Linked DNA regions of Mus musculus: all the other regions are linked to region 1. A link is a loop called in an ENCODE intact Hi-C map of the cell type or tissue named here. Cell type or tissue: left cerebral cortex. All regions are shown on one strand.

Evidence for each region. Hi-C counts contacts between places; a loop is a spot of excess contacts. Peaks named below come from ENCODE experiments on the same cell type or tissue, not always from the same donor. Only the 100,000 strongest peaks of a DNase experiment are listed, where the experiment ranks them.
Region 2: a loop joins it to region 1, with 2.1 times the contacts of the local background. A loop is called at or near these places in 4 of 42 quality-filtered maps.
Region 3: it touches region 1 in a loop (2.1-fold over the local background); 3 of 42 quality-filtered maps call a loop at or near these places.

Annotation. Positions count from the first base shown.
Region 1 is chr6:89,043,633-89,051,632 of GRCm38, reverse strand. No RefSeq gene overlaps it. Among named protein-coding and RNA genes, the nearest start is that of Gm36639, 24 kb to the right of the region's middle. In left cerebral cortex, CTCF peaks have their summits at 3,525 and 4,946 (motif pointing left); DNase peaks (open chromatin) are centred at 2,937, 3,791, 4,994, 5,752 and 1 more place; H3K27ac peaks cover 1,189 bases.
Region 2 is chr6:89,347,766-89,355,765 of GRCm38, reverse strand. It overlaps Plxna1 (plexin A1), which reads left to right. Exons shown (of 32, transcript NM_008881.2): 3 at 728-910. Among named protein-coding and RNA genes, the nearest start is that of Gm40415, 9.6 kb to the left of the region's middle. In left cerebral cortex, CTCF peaks have their summits at 3,575 and 4,273; DNase peaks (open chromatin) are centred at 3,991 and 7,101; H3K27ac peaks cover 666 bases.
Region 3 is chr6:89,240,953-89,248,952 of GRCm38, reverse strand. No RefSeq gene overlaps it. Among named protein-coding and RNA genes, the nearest start is that of Gm36735, 29 kb to the left of the region's middle. RefSeq lists an enhancer at 5,034-7,608. In left cerebral cortex, a CTCF peak has its summit at 3,399; a DNase peak (open chromatin) is centred at 3,942.

The DNA.
Region 1 (8,000 bases):
GGGAAGAGGGAGAGGATGAGGAAGGAAAAGAGCAGAGTGGGTGCTCTGGCCCAGTACCTCCAACAGGCCATACTCCAGGGAGAAAGGCAGAAGGCTGTACTGCAGAGGCATAGAGGCAGTGGGAAATCCAGGTCATGTGCTGAGCAAGAGGGACTCAGCCAGTGCCCAGAAAGGTTAGTCCTTAAGACCTAGCCTGACTGGGCATAACTAAAGACGGAAGTCAAAGTAAACTTAGAGTCCTTTTAAAATTCCAGGAGGCCATGGAGGTAACCCAGCGGAAGCCCAGGTTCCCACAGTGCTAAAGGGCAGGAGCTCCTAGATAGGCCAGAACACAGTCAGCTCTAGGGCCCCACAGACCTCAAAATGCAAAGCCTTCCGCTCCAGCCACGCAATCCTGTGGGAATGAGTGATGTAGGCTAAGAAGGAGGTGTGACGGCAACACAGGGAAGGGAGGTCTGTCTACACAGAAAGCAACAGATAGCTATCGTTCTATTCTGGATGTTCAGCTTCGCAGCATATGTCCGTTTAAAAATGATGTAAAGATAAGCCAGCAAAATTAAATGCAAGAAGCACTCCCCCACTCCCAAGAGGCAGAGTCGAGTGAAAGAACGGAAATGAGTAGAGCCAGGAAGCACAGAACATTCCAGAAGCCAGAGCAGACAGAATTAGTGAGTGAGCAGCTCGGGCCACCATCATGGAACAGAACACAAGACAGCGCATTGCTGAGCAGAGACACCGAGAGTGACATGCTCTAAGTGGAAGCTCCTCAGACAGGGTGTCTTCTGCTCAGACTGTCTCATAGAGAGATGGGGGAAGGGACGAGAAAGAGGGGAAAGAGGAGGAGCGGAGGGGAGGAGGAAGTCAGGAAGGAGGGGGGACCAAAAACAGAAGTTGGTGGTCAATGTCAACAGGAGTCTGGAGGTCAGCTTAGAAGCAAGGCCAATGGAAGTTCCCCTTCTAGACACCAGGATCTTCTTTCCCAACATGGAGGTCTTCCCTTAGACCCCACTACATCCCCCTCCCTCTTCCACTCTTCCAACCCTTCATAATGACTAGGTCCTTAGGCCTTCGTGTATGTGTTTGTGTGTGTGTGTGTGTGTGTGTGTGTGTGTGTGTGTCTTAGGGTTTCCATTGCTGTGAACAGACACCATGACAAAGACAGCTCTTATAAGGGACAACATTTAAAGGGCTGGCTTACAGGTTGTGAGGTTCAATCCATTATCATCAAAGCGGGAGCATGGCAGTGTCCAGGCAGGCATGGCACTGGAGGAGCTGAGAGTTCTACATCTTCATCCAAAAGAAGCTAGGAACAGATTGTGTTCCAGGCAGCTATGAGGAGGGTCTCAAAGCCCACCTCCGTGGTGACACACTTACTCCAACAAAGCCTCACCTTCTAATAGTGGACCTGGACCACTATTCAAACCAAGCATATTCAAACCACCACACCAGCGATTTACCTTCTCTACACACAAACACACACACACACACACACACACACACACACTGCTCTGCTCAGTGATGGGATTACCATGATCCTGGTTTTTTTATGGCTTCTGAGGATAGGAAGTCAGATCCTCAAACTTGTGAGACACTTTACCCACTAAGCCATCTTCCCACCCTTAATTGTTGGCGTGTGTGTGTGTGTGTGTGTGTGTGTGTGTGTGTGTGTGTACTATAGGGGAGGCTGGGCAAGGTCCTTGTGAACAGCTAGCTTCATTGTCTAACGGTTAAGAGGACATTGTCACCATAATATGAATTTATTATATGTTATCTGTCCTCTACCAGGCTAAAAGCTGTCAGGATGCCCCTACCTCTAACCCACAGGGCAAAGACACATGTAGGAGATCTGGAAGCAATGAAGACATGGAGAGTCCCATGCTGTGCAAGGGAGACATGGAGAGCCCCATGCTGTGCCCCAGGTGACAAGCACAGACAGCTACAGCAGAGGGACCTGCCTGGCCCAGCAACATAACCAACTTAACACAGTTCACTCCCCCTCCCTCCCTCCCTCCTTCCCTCCCTCTCTCCCCCCTCCCATTCCTCTGTGTCTCCCCATCTCCAGGGTTCCCTAACCCCAAGGCTGATGTACACAGAGATTCCTCAAGCACTCCCCATACCTAGTCACTTTGCTCACAAAGGGGCTTCCTGTTAGAATTTCCATGACAATGCCCCTGAGAGATGCCCCAAGGCTTTGGCACAGAAGAGTAAGTCCCCTGGTTGATGGGGTTGAGTGGCCAGTGGGGACATATGTCAGTTATGATGCTGCCATCCCAAACTGCCCAGGGCTCTCTCCAGCAGATGGCCTTACAGAGGCAAAAGGAACACGAGAAAGCTGTCAGGGGTGAGTGAGCTGCAGAGATGTCAATGAGCTGAGATGCTGGAGAACTTGGTGCCACGCCCTTCCATGCTTTCTCTCTCATATTCGTGAGGGCCTAGATGTGGCCATGTCTAGGAAAGTCCAGGTCTTGCCCATCTTCACCTCTCACTGGTCCTTTTTCCTAAGGAAGCTGGGATGCCCTCACCTCAGGGTCTTTGTACCCGCTGGCCCAGACATCTCTAGTGTAAGGTCTCAGCTGGCCACCAACAGGATCCCAATCTGCTTCTGTACCATGCAGCGGCACCTGTGGAGAAGCACCCAGCCACATTATACCAGACTACAGCCCTGCTCACTCCACACTCCCATTTTCTGTCAGCTTCATTCATTGCAGTACTAAACTCTAAATTCCATGAGGATGAGGGTTTCGTCTGCTGTGTCCAGTACCTAGAGTGTGGTAAATTCTCAATAAGTGCTACTGATAAAACAAAATGGATGGATGGACAGATGAATGGACGGACAGATGGATGGATGAGTAGATGGATGGATGAGTAGATGGATGGATGGTTGGGCAGATGGATGGATGCTTGGGTGGGTGGATGGGTAAGTGGTTGGTGTATGAATCAGTGTTCTGTCAGTATGAGAAGATATCTGAGAAGTCTTGTAAGGAGGGAAGGTTTGTATTGGCTCCCATTTAATTTGTCCCACTTTTTAGAAATATAGCAAAGTAGTATGTCTCCATGAAAGAGCAACTGTTAACCTGCAGCAGGCAGACGAAGAAGAGGAGGAGGGAGAGTCTAGAGATAAAAATATCTCCTTTAATGGCATTCCCCCAATGATCTGTGTGTCATTAGCTGAGAACCATCAGGAGAGATTCCCTGGCATTTCGGATCTAATCCTACCAAGCTGGTCAGCTGCCTAAGAACTCACTGGGTGGGGACGTGTCCTACCTGGGCTATGTGGCTGCCTTTTGGTTCACTGGTTCCTCATGTGCGCTCTGCTTGGCACCGGCTGGGTCTCCCTCTGGTCTGCTCCACTCTCGTTTATTCTCAGTCACCCCAAGTCTCCTCTGAATCCCCTGGGATGCTCCCATCTCACCTCAGGCCCACCACAGCCAGGGTCACAATTGTCACGGAGCACTGGAGAAAGAAGAGGAAGCCTGGCTGGGAGAGCAAGCTGCTCCTCTCTGCCCCTGGGGTCTGTGAGGAGTGACTGCAGGCAAACCTCTGCTGTGGCTCCAGGAAACCAAGCAGACAGGGGATTAGCCTCAACAAAACTCAGAGCCTTGGCAGTTAAATTCAAATCAAATATAGTTTTTGATGTTAATTCAAGGAGTCTAGGCAAAAGAGCTGAGGGATTTGCTTCTGGAAATTGTATCAGGAGATGAAGGAATTGTAACTGCTGTGAGTCACAAGAAGAGAGTGATTTGGGGATCAGGAAGAATCCACTCAGAGCAGCTTCCCTCTCCCGTGGTGTAGGTAGCACCAATCTCTGCTGCCATGGTGACAGGCTGGCACCAAATGCCAGTGTAGAGAGGAGGCAGCCCTCCTCCCCTCAAAGTGCAGTTACTGGGCCTCCAGAAGCAAGAGCCAGTCACAATGACTGGACAAACAAATGAGGCAGGAGCCCACATCCCACGCAACACAGCATCCAAAGGTGCTCTGTGGACATCTGAAACCTTCAGGAACTGAAGCATGGCTGTCTAAGTGCACAGTCCCCTGCCTCAACTTCCCTCCACTCTAGTTTTTTTAAATGATGGCTTCAAATAGCAAACGTTGATTGAGTGGCATTGGGTCAGGGGTCAGGCACTCAGGAAGGGTGAGTCAATGATCTGGAGCCCTGGATGCTGGAGTAGCTGGTGGCTGAGATGACTAACCAGACATCTGTGTTAGTCAGCTCTCCATCTCTGTGACAAAGTACCCGAGGCTCATGGCTTTTATAGGTTTCTGTCTACAATCCACTGGCTCCATTGCCTTTGTGCCTATGGTGAGGCAAGCTTGTCATAGCAGGTGCTGGTGGCAGAAGAGGCCGTTCACCTCAATGCTGAAGAAAGGCAGAAAGAAAGGGCAGGGTCCCGCTATCCCCCTCAGCTGTGGCAAGGCTGTGTTCTAATCATTGAAAAGTCCCCTTCCCCAACCCAAAGAAAATAGGTAAAACTGAGCAGCAGACCAAGGAGGAGGAGGCAGGGGTGTGCTGTCTGATGGTAGAAACAACTGCCTAGAGCAATGCTTTCCAGAACATTCCATCACTCAACCATGCCTAACATCTCTCCTGTCCATTGCAAAAGTGGCTACCAACTAAACCTTTGGAATACAGCAAGGGACAGCTCGTCAACGCCACTTCGTTTTTACAGAGCATAGAGACAGCTACGATTGGCTAACAGCTTCAACGGCCACCATGATGGGCCCAAAACAGTGGCTGGAAGGGACATTCTTAAAGTGCTTGCTGTGAGCATGAGGACCTGGGTTTAATCCCCAAGACCCACAAGAAAACCAATGTGAGGCTGGAAAGACAGCTCAGCGATTAAGAGTACTTGACTGTTCTTTCAGAGGAGCTAGATTTGGCTCTCAGCCCCTACATGGTGGTTCATAATCACCTGTAACTCCAGTTCCAGAGGATCCAATGCCCTCTTCTGGCCAATGTGGGCACTGCACACACACACCATGCAACATACATACAAGCAGGCAAATACTCATACACATAGAATAAAGCAAATCTTTAAATAAAAGACAATCTATCAAAAGCAATGCTTTACATAAAATATAAAAATCTAAGACAGTAGAGAAGGGAGGGGCTCGTTCTCACCAGCAGCAGAGAATTAAAAAGTGTCCAGAAAAAGAAAACAAGCTAAGACAGCGAAATGCCTCATTTGAGCAGAGCTTTGGAGCTCAACGAAGAGGCACAGAGTGGGGGAAGATGGTGAAGAGTCCAACCAACCCAGAGCTGCAGGAAGATGCAAAGATGTCAATCTGCCAATCAAAATCCAAACTGAATTTTTGATTAAAAAAATTTAAAAAGAGAACTTGACAAAAGTATTTGAAATGTGAACAGATTCATCAACGAGAAAGAGTGGAGGGGCCAGAAATTGGTCCATGAACATCAGTGTTTAATAGCTGGTAAAGATGGCAAGAAACCTGGGAGAAATGATGGATTGTTTAACAAGTGGTGTAGGGAGAGATTCGGGGAAAATAAAGCTAAATCTCTCTTGTACTTAAAAAAAAAAAATCCCAAAGCATTAAAATTCAAATGTCAGAAATGAATCTAAAAATGTAATAGAAGAAAACGTGGGTGATTTTTTTTTTAATCTTGGTGTGAAAAAAGTCTTTCTAAGCATGACATAAAACCCAGAAGCCAGAATGGGAAAGACTGACAGATTTGACTAAGTCTGAGGCTCAGGTCAGCAAATACCCATCTAAAGAGATAAAAGACACTGGAGACGCAGCCTGACTCAAAGATCAACTTCCCCAAACAGGAAAACAATAGCAACAATTAGGAGCCATGGAGGAAGGAAGTCACAATGCATTAGAAAGCCAGACAAGGGGAAGGGTCAGGAGATTTACTAGAGACAGGCCTGTGTCACATAAACAGGCACAGGAAGTGACCACTACCAATGGGTGCAAAAGCAAGCAGAGTGAAGACTATAACATTCCCCTCCCATGGCAAGAAAATCATTGAGAGTGCTCCCTGCCTCCAAGGAGCGGGCAGCGGTGGCATGGAAACAGAGAAGGGGCTCCTGTGAGCTGCTGGTGACAACTGTCTTGTCACTTTCATAGCTTTCGCCTGGCAGTTTTGCATCTAGAATTGGGTTATCTTCCAATCCCAGTTCTCAAAGCTCATTGTGAAAAGCAGGGTGGCATGACACCCTCCCTTATAATACATTTGTACACACACAACCAAAGGTTAGATGGCGGCAACTGGGTGACCCACTGAGGCCTGTGAGCCTGCAGAAGGCAAGGACATACTGGTGATGAGGCTGTTTGGGGCAGTGTGCAACTCACTGTCAGGAGAAGGGTGAGCACCCCTGCATCACCACCGCCCCCTCTTCCGTATTACCCTGCTCTTGGGAGCCACTCCCGCCCAGGTGGCTTGAATGAGAACTATCTCCCCATACTCTTACATGTGTGAACACTTGGGGGAAATTATGGGACCTTTGGAGGGAGACCATTGTTGGAGGAAGCATGCCATTGCTGCCAGGCCTTGAGAGTTTAGAGCAGTGATTCTCAACCTGCAGGTCTTGATCCCTTTGGGGGTCAAACAACTCTTTCATGGGGGTCACCTAAGACCATGGGAAAACACAGATATGTGCATTACAGCTCATAACAGTAGCAAATTTAGAGTTGTGAAGTAGCAATGAAAATAATTTTCCAGTTGGGAGACACCACAGCATTAGGAAGGCTGAGATCCCCTGGTTTTGAGCCTCCTCCAACCTCCAGCTCCACCTGTCTGCTTCCTGTGTGTGGCTAATTATGTGATCTCTCAGATTCCTGCTCCCGTGGTCTGCTGTCTGAACTTTCCTGCTATTTTAGACTTTCTCTGGAACTGTAAGCCAAAATGAACTTTTCCATAAATCGCTTTGGTCATGATGTTTGATCACAGTGCTAGAAAGTAACTGATACACCAGCCTTCCCTCCTATTCTGTATTGTATAATCCTAGTCATCTCGTGGCAATCTTAGGGCTCATCAGTTCTGAGTACCCCAGATTTAAGATGTGCTTCCCCAGCCGGGCATGGTGGCACACGCCTTTAATCCCAGCACTCGGGAGGCAGAGGCAGGCGGATTTCTGAGTTTGGGGCCAGCCTGGTCTACAAAGTGAGTTCCAGGACAGCCAGGACTACACAGAGAAACCTTGTCTCGAAAAACAAAACAAAAAATGTGCTTCCCCATGCCCTGCCTCTGTTTTGTCCTGCCTGGTGCTAGCTGGCTTTAACACTAACAGATTCTTTGTCCCCTTCTTCCCCAACATCCTAGCATTGTCTTCTTAGTACCCTTCATAACTTAGGGAGTTGTTTTTGTTTGTTTGTCTGTTTGTTTGTTGTTTTGGGGGGGTTAGGTTTGGGGTTTTTTGGTTGGTTGGTTTTTTGTTTTAATTTTTGGAGATAGAATCCTACGTAGCCCAGGCTGGCTTTGAACTTGCTATGTAGCCGAAGATAACCTTGAACTTCTGCACCTGCTCTCTCTATTCCTGGCTACTGGGATTACAGTTATGTACCAACTTACTTTATTTCTTTTTTTAGCTGCTTGCTTTTCTCCTAGGATAACTTCCATGAGGGCTAGAGCTGTGACAGACTTACCACCCTCAGGGATGACCTTCACTCACAAAAGAGTCTTGATTCCCTATCCCCTCCTTCTCTGGGGCACGCCTCATCCCTGCTCCCTTTCAGCCTCTGCTCCTGGAGGCCTGCACACGGGGGAGGCCGGTGGATCCCTGGCACTCATGGCCCCCAGACTCATCAGCTTGTAGAGCTCTAGGTTCAATGAAAGACATTGTCTCAAAAAATAAGGTAGAGAGGCACCCCAGGAGATAACTGGTATCAACCATTGCTCTCTGGCCCCACATTCACACAGAGACATACATTCACACACACACACACACACACACACACACACACACACACACACACACTCCACAGACCCTGGAGCATATGGCAAGAAAATCCACACTACAGAGAACTCCTGGCCCAGGTGG
Region 2 (8,000 bases), 300 kb before region 1:
TCTTGGCTTCTCAGGAAAGGCATTGTGTCCCCACGTGTCCCTTGATTCCCTGCCCCTGGTCTCAGACCTGCCCATTACTCCTTGATTATTTCCAGGGATTCCCGGCCAGACTGGCCTCCCTCTGCATCCATGTTTGTAGCCTCTACCCCAATAAACCTCAGTCCCCAGAGGAGGACCAGCTGTCCTCTTCCTTCTCCCCAAACTGCTGTCCTGCCTCCCCCCGCCCCCTCCTGGTGCCTCCACTCAAAGCCATCTCCGGAACCTTGAGGTATTGATCGCCTCCTGCACGCACAGCAAGTTCCTCTCTCTTCTCTGTGCCTTCTGCTTGTACCCACTCCCTCCTGCCTTAAACACAGCTTTTGTTTTGCAAGGTACAAATGTAAGATCTGCAGAAGGAAGACTTCCATTGGCTGCCTCCCAGCTCGAGGCCATTTCTTTCTTTGTCCAACATGACAACTTCTTGAGGGGCTGGCCTAGTTGTGGGTCCTGTGGCTCACTTGCCCTTCCTTCAAGTCACCCTCTCTGGGCCTTTCTCCCACTTTGGGCATTCATTGGACCTGGGCTGCCACAGACTCTGTTTCTTCTCCAGAATTTTGTAGGCCTTATTTAGGTCTGGGTGTCATAAAGCCCCCAGCCCCCAGCCCAGGCCTGCCTTCCCCAGCCTTGTCCCTGTTGTAGGCGAAGGTCCTTGAAGCTGCTAAGTACTTAACCTTACCACTGCTTACAGCCCCTGCAGATTGATGACGACTTCTGCGGGCAGGATTTCAACCAGCCACTGGGTGGCACGGTCACCATCGAGGGCACACCCCTTTTTGTCGACAAGGAAGATGGCCTGACTGCTGTGGCTGCCTATGACTACCAAGGCCGCACCGTGGTTTTTGCTGGCACTCGCAGCGGCCGCATCCGCAAGGTCAGGCCTGTGTGGGCTTGGAAGGGCCACCCCTGGATGGTGTGTTTGTGTGTGTTCAGGTTCCATCCAAGAAAGAGAAACCAGGTTTTCTCTGACAGGGAGACTGGGTCTGCATGAGGTGGGTGGGTGCATGTCCAGTGACCTTGAAGGACTCAGATGTCTGGGTGCCTCTGAAAGGCTCCCTTCTTTCTGGGCTTCCCATGGGAAGTTTTCCCCAGTCCTTTGTTTGTCTGAGGACCCATGGGTAGATGGGGCTTGTGAGGAGTCGGGGCTTCCCCCTTTCCTGTGATTGGCTTTGTTCTGCTGCACAGGGTTTCAGGGCCACTGTTCAGAAAGAAGCCTGGGTCCTAGAGGCTTGGGTGTGTCTAGATGCTGGGGGTGGGGAGCTGGTGTCGATGTTGGACTGGGCAGGACTATGCAACCCCCCTCCCCATTCGGCCCTTCTTTCAGCCCTGGGAGATCTGGTGTCTGCTGAAGCAGCATTATGCCTCAGCCAGCCCCACTCCCACCCACCATGCAGCAAAGCAATGCCGAGGCCAAGGGCAGGGCAAGGGGAGAGCCCTCCCCTATCACACCATGCCTTCCTGGGTGCCCAGGGAGCTGGTGACTTGAGTGACAGAGGGCCCGGCTCAGGCCTTGGGGTGACCCTGGCTCTATGTACTGGCCTGTCTGGTCTCTAGACTCTTCCTTTTTAGGACGGAGAGGGCTTCCAGAGGCTGTGGATCAGCCTGTCACTGGAAGGGCAGTAGGTGGGGCCCCACCTGGGTGGAAGAAGCCTCCAGTAACACTGGAAGGTAGAGTTGCCTGGGTACCCAAAGGACCAGGAGGGTCAGGAGATGAAATAACAGCTGAGATCTCTTGCTGACACAGCCCTCCTCCCTCTGGCCTGCCTGCTCATGAGCCCGTGGGTGAGACTGGGCCCAGGGAAGGCCAGGAAGCCCTGGCCTCTTCTCAGCTGTGGGAATCACATCCCAACCTTGCCTGTTCTCTGGTCACCATCCTAGGCTAGGGTGCTGTTGGTGGTCTTGAGGCCCTGGGGCCTGAGCTGGTAATTGAGGGGCTCAGTAAACAAGGAATCCTGTGGACTCAAATGTTGTAGAGCCAGGCACCTGATCAGTGGAGGTTGAGCAGCTCATACCATGCCTCCACTGCACTTGGAGCCCTGACTTGTTTGTTGTGACTCCTAGGTGGTATAGGTGTGCCCTGGAGCTCCAGTATAGCCTCTTCTGTAACTGGTGTGCCTCAAGGAGGCCCATGAGCCTGGGGAGCCGCTGAGTGAAGTCAGTTAGATGTGTGTTGAGAGGGATTATGGAAGGTAGGGTGTGGGAAACCTAGAGACTTTGTCTTGGGGTTCTCTAATACCTATCTCCCAGCTAGAGATGGGCTTCCGGGTTGGGAGTGCCCCCTTTTGTTGTCCTGTGGACTATGGGGGTGGCAGATAGGCCCAAGTGAAGCTAGGAGAACGGGTCTCTCCAGTCCTGTCTCGCCTGGCTGCCTCCTGGGCCCCAGGGGCCCCTTTGGTTCCAGGCTTTGACTGGTGAGCTCAGAGCATACCTGTTCCCCGGAGTCTGGATTGGCAGTGCTCCCACAGAGAGGAAACGGAGTCCTGGCGGGTGGAACCTTGGAGACGGTCCATGAGCAGAGGCTGCGTTGTGGGTGACCCTGTGGAGGAGGTTGAGTTCCCAGCCCTCTCCCAGTCCTCTCTCCTACTCCCATCTTGCCCATACTCATGCTGGTGGGTGGGCAGATAGGAGTGGAGTCCCCTCTGCTGCCTTGAGATTGTGTATGGACAGCCACTAGACAGTCCAGCTGAGGAAGTGGTCTGAGTGACCCTTTGCCCTAGCCAGTGGCCTCCTCAGGCCAAGGGCCTCTGTTTGTGCCCACCAGCACCTTGCCTGTGACAGGCTCCTTGCATCTCTGGCTGCATCTGGACCAAGTGCAGCTCTTGAGTGGATGCGGCCTTTCTGGGGTAAGGAATCAGATGTGTGTGAGGGAGGGTAGACAGTTGGACTGACATTTTGTTTGGAGCTCTGTGGTTGAGCTGGGTACGTGCTGTGCCACCCAGGGCATGGATATAATTGTGTCCTGGGGCCCCTGCCATCTGAACCTTCTCACCGATCCACCTGTCCCAGTTGTGGGATCTCATCAAACAGTTCAACTGGTGTTCCTGTCTTATCCATCATCTTTTGTTGCCAGTGTTGTGCAAATGAGGTGTTTCTGAAGTTTTGTCAGCTCGTTCTCTCTGGCTGTGTGAGCCTCTCTAAGCCCTCTGTTCAGTACTTCTCCAGGGCCTGACAAGCTCCTTTGCTGTGAGCATATGCCCAGTGTTCTTGTGATTGACTCACCAGAAGCCTCACAACAATCCCAGCATCTGTTTCACAGATTGAGAAACTGAGGCACAGAGCAGTCATAACACATGACTCCAGGGCCCTTGCTTCCTCCCTCCCTCCCCTCTTTAGAGGGTCCTTGGAGGAGAACTGGAACCTAGCAGGGCTCTGAGGCCCAGGCTGTGCTTCAGTGACTGGGGGAGCCTCTTCCCTTGCTGTCCTTTCTGTTACTGGTCCCCAGGACTGCATTACAGGCTGCTATGATGGCCTCCATGTAGTACCTTAGATTGTCTCTGGGAGTAGGGTGGAATCCCCTCTACCTGCTGGCCAGGCTTGGAAATGCCTGAAGCTCCCACTGCTGGGCCTGGGGCTTAATCTACCACCAGGCAACAAGATTCCCACAGCTCGTATTTCCCCAGGTCATGGCCCTGACAGATGGGCAACTTTCTGTGGTCCTCCATTCAAGCCAGTACTAGTCCGCTGCTTGTGGGCTGCAGGCCACCTCCTGCATCTGGGCTTTGGAGTGGCCTCCTGAGCCCTCTTGTTTTTATCCAGGCTCCTCCCACCCCTGAGGCTTCTGGGCCTGGCTCTGCTGACTGACTAACTGCATGCAGGGGTGCTCGCCACCCCACCTCCTCCCCAGCTCTCAGCACTGCTTGTTGGAACCTGTACTCTGGGGACCCCAGGCCACTGCCTGACCTAGGGCAGGCAGGCTGGGCAGGCCCCTCCCATCTTTCCCAGGCCTGGGACTTCCAGGGCTTTAAAAAGCATCTAGGGAGCTCCAGAGACTTGCCTGGCCCTAGGCCAGGCCCTGCCAAACGTGTTGTTGTGTAAAATTGTAGCGATTAATTTAAGACCTGCCAACTTCAGCTGCTCAAGGCTGGCTGGGGTGCCCCTACCTCCCCCTTCTTCTCCAGAGCCCTGCCTGCCAACATGACCCTCCCCCAAATAGAGGCCTTCTCTCTGGAATGCCCTTCCCAGCATCCTCCTGGGCCTCCAGAGACCCAGCCCTGTGAGTAGCTCCCCCTACAGCCTCCAAAGAGCCATTTCTGGCCTGAGTTTGCAGTTGCAGGCCTTGTTTGGTCCTGTAAGATGGCCCAGGTAGCTCTACAAAAATGGGCTCTGGACTCCTGCCCAGTACTTGCTCCAGGGAAGGAAGGGGCCCCAGGACAGTGACCCTGTCCACTTATACTTCAGGGAAGGAAGGGACCCCAGGACAGTGACCCTGTCCACTTACACTCCAGGGCTGAGGTCCAGCAGGTCCCCTGGTAAGTGTGCCAGGTAGAATATAGCCTCTTTTGCTAGGGCATTTTTGCTTGTTTGCTTATTGTTTCTTTTTTTTTTTTCAGGATAATCTAGATTATCTGTGGGGTTTTTTAATGTATGAGAGAGTGTTCAATGTTGGCAATTAACCCCTTGTTTCTGGAAACCTCTGGAAACCACCTAATGTGCATATGAAGCACTAGTTTGGGGCCAGAGAGCCATGCTGTGGCATTGTACAGCTGAGAAAAGGCATGACAGGGCTGAGGAAAGGAAGGACCTCAGGCGGCACCTGAGGCTGCACTCATCTACTCAGGGGCCTGATGGGGCCCAACCATTGAGGAGGTCTACCTTGATCAGCCAGCCTCCCCTGAGCCTCTTTCCTTTCCTGGACTTGCATGAGCCCAAGCCTCCCTGTGAGTTGGCCAGAGGCTTGGAGAGGGTGGAAGATGGGACTGGGGTCGGGGTAGGATGGGGTAGTGGTCTTCCAGTTATGACCCAGGACCACCATTCTCTCTTGCCCTCTTGCTGCTGTGACCCTTTGGAACAGGTGTGGCTGCGGTGCCCATTGTCCTGCCAGACCATGTTCACAAGCCTTGAAGGCCTTACTCTTCAGCCTGTGCTGCCCCATCTGTCCAGGCAGAGATATCTGGCCTCCCAAGGGTGTATGCTCCCAGGGTATTAATCACAGTGTCTCCAGATGATGTTCTGAGGGGTGAGCACAGCTCTGCTCAGCACATCTAAAGCCTGGAGCACGAGTGAAGCCTCCAACTGGCTTACTCTGCACTTCCAATGTGCCAGTGGCCTTCATTTACAGCTGTCTCTGCTGCTATCAGAGTCTGTGCTGCTGCAGCCTGGCTGCCTGGGGACAAGCAGCCCTGCCTGCCAACACAGGCCCTTGACCTTGGATGCCTCCAGCTTGCCCTTTTTTCCTCTGCACCCAGCCCTGCTAGAGACCCTGTGTCCTCAGAGGCACCCATAATGGAGCCCATGGTGAAGGCTCACTGGAGGACACACCACCAACATCACCATCTCCAGAGCCCCTCCCAGGCTCTGCCTACTCCAGGGATGCCCTGGCTGACCCTTTGTGGCTAAGGTTCTGGGAATGGGCTGAGTCATGTGCATTTCCTTTGTGTCTTTTGCTCAGCTGCCACCAGGCTCATCCTGACCACAGTGCCAAGCTGTGGCCTGCTCTGGGTCTGTGAGTTCCACACTGTGGGCCACATACAGGTCAAGCATGCAACCCTCTGCTTGCCATGCAGTGTTTCATGCAGCATTGCTCCAAGGACCTAGCCTTTGGGGCATAGGTTCTGACAGTGTCGGGAAGAGTTGCAGGGCTTTGATCTTGGTCTTTCCATTCAACTTCTCAACTAATGTCTTGTTCCAAGCACTAGGTGGGACCCATTTCTGTTTTCTCTCCCTGCTAATTGTAAGTAGGAAATGGAGGGGCCCAGGCTGTCTGCCTTCTGTGGAGTAGATGTGCCCCTGTGGCACCCATGTACTCTCGTAGTGCTGAGCAGACATCTGTGTCTCCTGGGAGCACTGCTTCCTTCTTGCTGGTTCTAAAGGAGACCTGCCATCAGGGGCTGAGTCAAGACACAGACCTGATCAGTGCTATCTAGCTACTAGCCCCAGGCTGATGGCATATTAGCTCCTAGTGGCCAACAGGCTACCCAGATGCACATGGAAGTCACTCTTAATGTGTTTTACTCCTAGTACCCACCCTGGGCAGCTCTTCCTCTGGGAGCAGTTAGGTTCCATCCATGGCAGAGGAGGCCACAGTAGTGTAGCCCAGGGCTGTCCTAGGAAACATGTTCTATGAGTGGGAAACAGTGGGGCCATAGCAGAGAGTCTCCAAGTAACCTCCAATCAGATGCTCCCTCCTGTAGAACTGCTAGCCTCTGAATTCTCAGTCCCAAGAGGTGAGTATTGGCCTGAGTGATCCACTGTGTGGGGAAGGTCAGTGCTGGAGCGGGCTACAGCTAGCTGGTCCTCACAGCCCCAACTGTCCTTTGCCTAGAGCTCTAGCCTCTTTTATGTGTGACAGAGTTAGAGGTGAAAGAAGTAACCCCTGGAACCCCTGCCTATACCTGACCCAATTATAGCTATTGGGCACCTGCAAACCATGTTTTGTCATCCAGGTATGGACAGCTAAGTGCCAGCTACTCTTATACTGTCAAACTGCCTGGTCTTTGAGGGTGGTGGTGATCGGGGGTTAGAGGAAGGGCCTTTATGGGAATGGAGGCTGCCTTATGTAGCCCCTTCTATGACAACCTCCTACAGAAGACAGGCTTGGCAGTTTTATCTGCAGAAACTACTATGCTCACTGGCTGCTGCCCCTGATCTCTTCTCTCCTCTAGACCCTGTCCTGGAGAGTGAGATCACCCAGTACACTCTCACAAACAGGGAGGCCAGGGCTAAGTAGTTTGTAGGGTCAGCCCAATCTGCTATCTTGGGGCAAGCGGAGCAAGGGACCTCCTCTCTTAGGTTGGGCAAAACTGGGCAGCCCCCTGCCTCCGGGCAGCTAGGGCGCGTGCCGGCCTTGGCATACAGCCTGGATAGCCCAGACATCCTCTTCAGCAACCCGCCTGCCCTCGGTCTGGATAATGGCCCCATTGTTGGCTCAGGGCTGGACGGACAGCTGACCTGGCCAGGCTGTCAGCTGCCTGCCCACCCGCCCTGCAGCAGTTGGCCAGGGCCTTAGAGGTGATTGGAGCCTAGCAGGCAGGCTGGCAAGCCTGGAGGCTTTGGCCTTCCCCACGGGTGACAGCCTCCTCTCCAGCCTGACCAGGTTCCCTCTGTATGGCCTCTCCTGCAGTTCCTGGGATCCATGGGCAGGGTGCTCCTGTCCATTGGAGAGATCAGAGTCTGACCTGGCTTCTCTCTTGGGTCAGCTCAGATTTCAGGTCCATCTTGGCAGATAGGATAGAGACCTGAGGCTTAAGAAGCACAGGCAGGATGGAAAAGACTATGTCACCAAGATAGGGTAAGTGTTGGTGCAGCTTGGGGCTGTGTCCAAGGAGGCTAGGTGGTTCCACCACAGCTTCTAGAGGCATTGTGCTGTTCAGTTATAGAGGATTCTGGTGTCTGGGGAAAAGAATGAGAAACAAGAAGGCAACAGCTGGAGATGGTAAGGATACCCAGGATGCCCCAGTCCATGCCTTCCCATGTTCACCAGTTGCCCAGCTGCTTTGCAAGGGACTGCCAGAGCAGCTGTCTCCAGGTAGGTGGCCCTAGAGTGGACAGCTGTGGGCTAAGCCCTTGGCACGTGGGCTCTGCTGCCATGTCAGTGCTGCCCTGCTGTTATTGCCCTGGCCCTGTGCCTACTCTGCCTTCTAAAGCTCTTGCTCTTGCCCTCCTGGGATGCCCTCCTGGCCAGCTCCCCAATGTTCCAGGGCAGACTGTGTTCCCAGTTACAATCAGGTACCTAGAACTTGGTTCTTCTCACAGGCTCTCTGAGATACAGTTTACTGTCTGTGTGGTCTGATGAAGCTGGCTGTACT
Region 3 (8,000 bases), 200 kb before region 1:
AGCGCGAACAAACGCGCGAGCGATTATCATCCCAGAGGATTTTTAATAAGCTGGGGTTGGTTATTTAACCTACAATAACTACTTAATAAACATAGTAAATTACTCGCAGGTTTAGAAATATCTGCTCCTCCCTAGCTCCTCCCAAGACCACCTGTGCCCTGGAATGGCTCACAGGAAGTCCTGGTGTGATGCTCACCCTTCTGGCTGCCATGGTCACCAGTGCTGCCATGGTCACCAGGCTGGTAGCTGCTCCAGGGTCCGGGAGCAGCAGGGTCTGGCAAGGGTTTGCATTCTGCTTTATGCGTACAGTTAATGGGGTGCACCTCTGCCTGATTTCAGCAGGAGTCCAGGACAGACTCTTGGGCCAGGCTAGTCCACCAGGTTCACTTTTCTGAGCTGGGCCAAGGTATACAGCTCTCTGTCAGGGTTGAGGTTCCCATCCTGAGCCCACCACCTTGGATGTCCCTTCTCTGTGACTTGCTGCCCAAACACAGCATTCTTACCCAGGCATTCATGGTTCCCAACAATAGGGCAATCAGCAAACACCCATAGGTCTGAGATATACTCACAACTACCAACTCTCAATTCCTATGAATCTGCCATCCCTATTTATATCTAACATGGCTGAACATTGCTCAGCGCCAGCTGCCAATCAGACACGTCATACAGACCTACTTACGCCCTCCTCCCTTCCAAGCTGTGGGGCAGAAACTGTTGGTATCTCTTTTAACAGATGGGGAAACTGAGGCTTGGGTGCTTCTCTAGGTGACATTTGAAAGTGTTACATCAGGGATTATACACTCAGATCATTTACTCTGTGTGTGTGTGTGTGTGTGTGTGTGTGTGTGTGTGTGTTTCTCTCACACATAAAGTATGAGCCACATAATGTTATCCAATGATCTGTGAGCTGCCCAATGTCCTGGACTTTTCTGTCTCTGTCAGCTCAGTCTGCATAACAAACACACCGCATTGGGAGGCTGGAAACCCAGGGTCAAGGAGCCAGGGGGTTCTAGTCTGGGTGAGGACTTGTGTCCCAGCTTTACACCCACATCTTGCTGTATCCTCCTGTGCTAGTCCCAAAGTGTCTAGCTTACTTTCTACCACAGGCTCTGTCTACCCATACAAAGGACCCCTCCTCCAGACACCCTATGGGTAGAGGGTTAACCCGTGTATGTAAGTGTGACACAAAGCTTTGGCTAAGGCAGCTTGAAACACTGGGATCCTATTTCTCCTGGTCCTTGGAGTGCACGGGTGGACACAGCCAGGTGAGCTTTCTCTTGCCTCTCCCACAGCCATGGTCAGATGGAAACTGGGTCCAGAGTCATCCTGGATGGCACCCCTAATTTATCCCTGATCAGGGCTCTGAGACTAGATGAGGCTAGAGATAAGGGGGTGGGTACTGCCCCCACCCCCACCCCACATGGCTTAGATCTAGAAACTTGAGGTTGTGAGGAACATAGAAAGGACAGGTACTAAAGAAACAACAGGCACAGAAAAGCTGGGGTCAGGTAGATGGTGTGTCCTCTGATGGGGCTGCACCAAGTACTGTTAGCTACTTAGGTTGTCTCGAGAGGTGAGCATTGTCAGGCTGTAAGCATCTGGAAGAGGAAGCTGCAGTGGCTTGCTTTTGCACACACTGATGAATCATTTATAAACTATCATACTTGGACCAGAAGAAGGCTTTACCCTTCCGAGCCTGACCTGAGAAAGGCTTTGCCACTCCATAGGTATGAGGCATTGGTCTTTGGAATGGCTGTGCCTATGTCGATAATACAGATACCCTGAATCTCTGACCAAGACTTTGTTGTCCCTGACCCCAAATTCTGGGGGCTTCTCTTTCCTATGGGGCTTATAATACTGAGCAGCATGGAAGGTTGCAGCCTGCTCGTGTAGGCTCATGGCCCATGGATCGCATACGCTCAGCAGCATGGCCTGGATAGGAGGGACGGTCAGTTTTTATTATCAACTTCATACAACATCAAGTCACCAGCGGAGAGAGAACCTCAACTGAAAAACTGCCTAGATCAGATTGGTCTCTGGCCATATCTATGAGAAAATGTCTTTATTGATGATTGATGAGGGAGGGCCCAGCCCACTTTAGGCAGCACCATCCCTAAGCAGGTGGGCCTGGGCTGCCTAAGAAAGCTAACTGATTATGAGTTGTTAAGCCAGTCAGCAAGCCAAGTCTCTTTATGGTGCCTGCTTTGGTTCCTTCCTTCGGTGTAAACTGTGCCATGGGAGTTGTGAGCTGAAATAAAAGTTTTCTTCCCCAAGTTGCTTTGACCAGTATTTTATCACAACAACAGAAAGGGAACTAGAACAATGTGGAAACCTTGTCTATCATTGGCATTTTTTAAGTATTGCTGGGGGTGACGAGTGGGGAGAACCCTGGACAGGGCTGCGTGGGCTGCTGCCCAGTGTCAGTGATGAAGTTTCACACAGGAAAAGGAAGATGGTTCAGAAGCTTCACACAGGCCAAGCTGGGGGGCAGCGGGGACAGTCAGTGAGGCAGGTGGCCCTGAGAAGACAGATGCACTGCAGCTGGTGCAGGTGGGGGTACCGGAGGCTCCCCTGGTACAAGGGCTAGAGGTGCTACTAGTGGCTTTGTTGGGTCAAGAAGGGCTAAGAGCAAGCAGGGACAACACCTTGAAACAGCGATGCATGTCTGGAGCAGGCTGAGGAGATGAAGCAGTCAGAGGACCTGCTGGGGCTGTGGTGGCCTTTGTGTGTGAGTGCAAGTATTTGGGTATGTGAGTATCATCTGAGAGTGTGTGAACACATTTGAGGAGATGAGTGTGGGAGCAAGGGGGCATGTGCGTGCCTTCCCAGGTCTCGGGCTCTATCTCTCCCCAACTCTCTCCCTTCTATTAATTCTCCTAAAACCGACCCCCAGCATTCAATTCCCGTCTTACTTAAAAAAAAGTTTTATTGTCAAATATTTGACCAACTCTAAAGCTTGAGCCATATGTTTTTTTGGGTTGAGAAAGAATTAAGAGAATCTGAAACGAGAGGACATGTCAGACTCCCACTGCTCCCCCAACTCCATGTTCCATATCCTACACTACCACGCCATTTTGCTGGCCAGTCCTGGTGACAAGCAGCTGCCTCCCCAACCACCTCCCCAGCCCCCTCCCCCAAACTGTTTGGGCTTGCTGCTTTTCTTAAAAAGCATCATGCAAATGGAATCGGACCTGTGTATTCTTGTGTGACTTGATTCTGTCAGGGGCATTGTCTCTGCCACGAGTTCCCGCTGCCGTGCGTACCTACACATTAATCACTGCCGAAGCAAGTAGCCCCTTTGTCTGAATTGCCCAGCACATCTGCATTCTCTGGGGGGCAGGCACATGAGTTGCCTCCAGGGTTTCTTTTGTCCCAGGGAAGCATAGCGCCACCATGAGGGCCTTATAGAGGGTTACACAGTCAGGGTTGGAGTGAGTCCCAGGGTTATGGATGTAGAAGTGGTCAACTGGACTTTGCCACCCCACTCCCCATTTCACCCCTGTATGCTGGAAAGGGGACTGTTTGGATGAGCTGATGTCCTTGCTGGCTTGATCTGAGCAGGCTGCAGTCCAGGGAGACCAGAATCCTGGAGCAGGATGAGGAAGGGCATCCTCCAGCTCAGTGGCCCCTGCAGTCCAGGAGAGGCACTGGTGGGCTCCATCCATGTGCCTGTGCGCTTGGCTCACAGCAGAGCTGTGCAAATGCCATTTCTCTGGCTCAACCAAGCCATGCAAAATTCACCTATGGCTGAGGAAATCAGGATCTGGAGGGAGGTGGGGAGCTGTCCAAGGGTAGGGCTGCCCACCAATCTAGATCTAGGCCTCCTCTGCCCCGGCTGCTCAGCTGCCCTCTGCCAGAAGAAAGCTAGCATGTCAGCTAAAGGCACATGACTGACTCCGTGCGCAAGGTGGGCGTAGGCTCTGTGGCTGGTTTGCAGGCAGTCAATAAACACTCCAAGAAAATGCTTCTCTTAAGAGCCAGGCCCTGTATGAGCTCCAAGCTCATGCTATGTGGGAGAGGAACCCCACTGGCTGACACCCACCAGGCTCCCCTGCACCTTTCAGTGCAGATGCTGCTCTGGAGAGAGCTTGGAATGCCTGAATGACAGGATGGCTTTCTCTTACCAGCAGGGGTACCAGCTGGAGTTGGAAAGTACTAGAAGCCAAGGGGCTACTCCCCACTGCATTGACTCCCCCCAGAATCTCCTGGATTTTTGCACATCTGTGACTGAGGAGTTGGGGACCCAGGAGAGGTTATCCTTTGAGGTCTCCAGGGAAGTGGGGAATGGAGAAAAGCAAGAATTCAAGTTGATATTCACCCAGGTCATACTTGGAGGTCACTTATTATTCATACATGCCTGCACCTGGCAAAGAATCATGGAGAACCATTAGTTCTCATGAGGTTCATAAGGCAAGAATCCCCACACAAGGACCCCTGTTCCACACCTCCAGGATCAGCCATGTTCCATCTGCACTGGAGGAATCAGGAGGCTATGAGTCCAGCATTTTAAGTCCCAGCCCTGGAAGTTAGAGCCCACATTCAGGAAGAAGTGGTGGACTATCTGTAGGTAGGCAGAACTGAATCTTGTGAGCTCAGTACAGATTCACTGTGATAAACCAGGGGAAAGCAGAGCAGGAGACCGTGTGTAAAAGGGCACAGGTCTAGAGGCTCAGGGATGGAGATAAGAACAGAGGTACAATGGATGCTAGGGGGAGGTGGGGCTCTTAGCACTTCTGGATCCTCTGCTGTGGGTCAGAGATTTCCAGAATGCATTGTACCTTTCCAGGGTCTGGGAAGTTATGCTGGCTATCTCCCACTCTCTTAACTGACAGTTCCTGCATTCTGTCCCCAGGGCTGAGAAGGAAGAAGGCAGATTCTGGGTGGCAGCTGGTAGCTGTGGCCTCGGGGACACCATTTCCTTCGGGGAGCACACCTTTGCTCCTCAGGGTCCCACCTAGTGACCCAGTGAGTAGTGACAAGTAGGTTCTCCTTTTCAAAGGAACATGAAGGTCTATAATGTGTTCAGTATTTAGATTGTGACAAGGGTCCCTGCCACACAGGCTGGCTTACAGTCAATCAGGGTCTCCTGCAGCCAGAGGCCAATGGTCTGTGAACAAGACTGTCCCCAAGGGAGATGAGGATTGAGTCAACAGGGATTCGACCTCAAGGGTACCTCTGAAGAGGATATAGAATTGAGTGACCAGGAGGCAGTACTGAGACAGGAACCCGAAAGGAGTGAATGTGGCTGCAGAAGAGTTGGGGTGAGTGCCTGCCATCTGTGGGTGTGACTTACTATGCTGAGCTCCATCCTAGACTAATTCTGGCTCACTCCGACCAGTTCAGGCCTTGTCCGGAGCTAAAATGATGGACTCAGATATTGTGTCCTGCTAGCTGCCTCACCTGCTGAGGATTCCAGTCAAGTTTCAGAGCTACTGTGAGCCGTTTTCTTCTTGCAGCTTGTATGGCAGCAGTGACCACCCAACAGGCTGCTGCATGAGGGGCAATCCATCACCTATAGCCCACAGCATGGACAGTGGCTGCTGGTAAGTGTCTTGCTTGGCCCTTCCTGGCTCTGCAACATGGACAAGTCTTTTGCCACCTGAGAGCCCCAATTGTGGGGACAGAGTTTTCCAGAGCATGATGCTGAGAAGACACAAAGGAACTGATGGTGTGCTCAGGGAACAGGTGCTGTGTCCCTGGACTTCAGGTTGTCTGGTGCCTTAACTGGAGTCGGACCCTGAGCACTGGCTGATTGAGGCACTCCTCGTCCCTTGGGCTGATGTTTCCTGCTGCCCTGTGGCATGGGTCCCTGGGAATCTCTTAGGACCTGATGTTCATTCGGAGGAACGCCCCTGAGTAGACATCTGCAAGCGTGCGGTGGTAGGAGAGTGTAGAGGGGAGTGAGGTGTGAGGCCCACTCTTTTTTCCTGTTAATAGCGCGTGCAAAAGCCTCTTCTCCATCGGATTCAATTTATTCCCATCTGGGCCCTGCTGTCTCCATCAATTCAGCTAATAAAGAGAGGTGGACGTCTGTGACCCAGGCCACTGCAGAGGCCTCTTCCAAGCTAATTAACCGGCCCGAACAATCCCTTTTAATATCTCTGTACTTAATGCCTTAAAAGGGAAGACTGAACTGGGGGAGGGGGAGGGGCTGGGTGGGATGTAGAGAGGCTGCAGCAGCTGGCTAAAGAAAATATGAGGGCAGGTCTCTATCCTGAGGGAAATTCTGCTTTGTGACAGGTGGACAGATCCGGGATCACCAGGGGATAGATTGTACCCTGGCTGGGGTAGTCTCTATCTTGGATTGGTCTTGATGGAGTATCTAGCTCCTTCTCTTGAGCCAGCCTCAGCCCAGGCTGGGAGCAGGGCGCAGCCTGGGGATGGGGGAGGGGAGAGGTGTGGAGCTGTCCACCCAGCCGTGCTGAAAATGCTGATATTGCAGTCTCCAGGGGCATCAGTCACTAGCTAACCCTGCAGTTTCTGACCCTCTGCATGTTTTGAACTTTCAAACGTGCCCTTTACCTTCCCGAGAACCTTTCCCAAGCCCGGCAGTGCACCTCCTGGTGGCCTTGGAGCATAAGAAGGGAGGGTACTGTAGCTATTCCCTGTTCCCTGGAGAGAATGGTCTTCTGCAAACAAGACCTTGGGAAGACAAGGCTGTAATTACAGCAATCATTTCCAGGCTGATGGCAGGTGTGGGAGGAGATGAGGGGAGGGAGCTCACTGCAGGTTGGGTGGGGTCAGCACACAGGCCATTAGGACCAGGCTGGCCATTCACACAACAAGGTTCAGATGGCTAGACCTGCCCTTACACACCCACATACTACTCATGGCCTGAAGAGTAATGGGGACCAGACAGATGGGATCCAGCTCCTGGGTGGGGGCTGCTGGCCCACTTGTTGTGTAAGATATCTCCTTATTATCTGGGAATTCTGGGACATGCAGGATTTCAGGCCAAGCTTCAGCCCGCCCCTCCCTAGCTCTGTGGCTGTTGGCTTATCCCTCGGAGCATGCTTCTCTATTAGTTTTATACCCCGAGTTTCTCAGGGTGAGTGAGGTGCCAGGCTCAGAGCAGAGGCTCCATAGATATAAAAACGAGTCTTTACAACCCTAACTCGTATGTGGGTTGTTTTGTTTTGTTTTGTTTTGTATGAGAATGTCTCCTATAGATTCATGTACTTGAATGCTTGGTTCCCAGTTGGTGGAACTGTTTGAAAGGGATTGGGAGGTGTGGCTTTTTGGAGATGTGTCAGCTACTCCAGTGCCACATCTCACATCTGCCTGCTTGCTCCTATGTGCCCTACCATGGACTCATCCTTTAAAACTATAAGCCAACACCTAATAAACGCTCCTTCTATAAGTTGCCATGGTCATGGTGTCTTATCACAGCAGTAGAAGGGTAACTAAGACACTCATATGATTCACTAAAACTAAAAAAAAAAAAAAAATAATGTATACTATGCCCACATAAAACCGCTAAATTTCTTACCATTGGAGGACTTGTGAGCTCCTGACTACCCTTCATGCTCACTTTCCCCATCTTTCATTGGAGTGCCTTAACTCTTGCTGCTATGGAAACAACCTAATGCCAATGGGCTCTGCTCTCTCCTGTACTCACACAACCCTTGCCCCTCGTCGAAGGCAGAAAACCCTTCCCCCCCCCTTTTCTTAGTTCTCCCCATCTCTATGGATCTTTACCATCATTTCTTGCTCTTTGAGTTCTAATCACACAAAGGAAGCAATCAACCTCGTTTGGGGCTATGTGCAGCATGGGTCAGCCACCCTGCAGAAATCATGAGGAGCAAGAGACTATGTGTCAACAATTTTTGGAAAAGAGGTCTTTTCTGGGCAGAGGTCAGGTAGGGTGGATGAGTGGGGGTGTGTGAAGACAAGGAACAGCGTCATTCAAGGGGGATTAGGGTATTTATTGGGTGAAAGCCGGAGGCAATGGAAGGAACAGGTTTCCATGTGGAAGCTGTGCCTTAGCAATTGCTGATTAG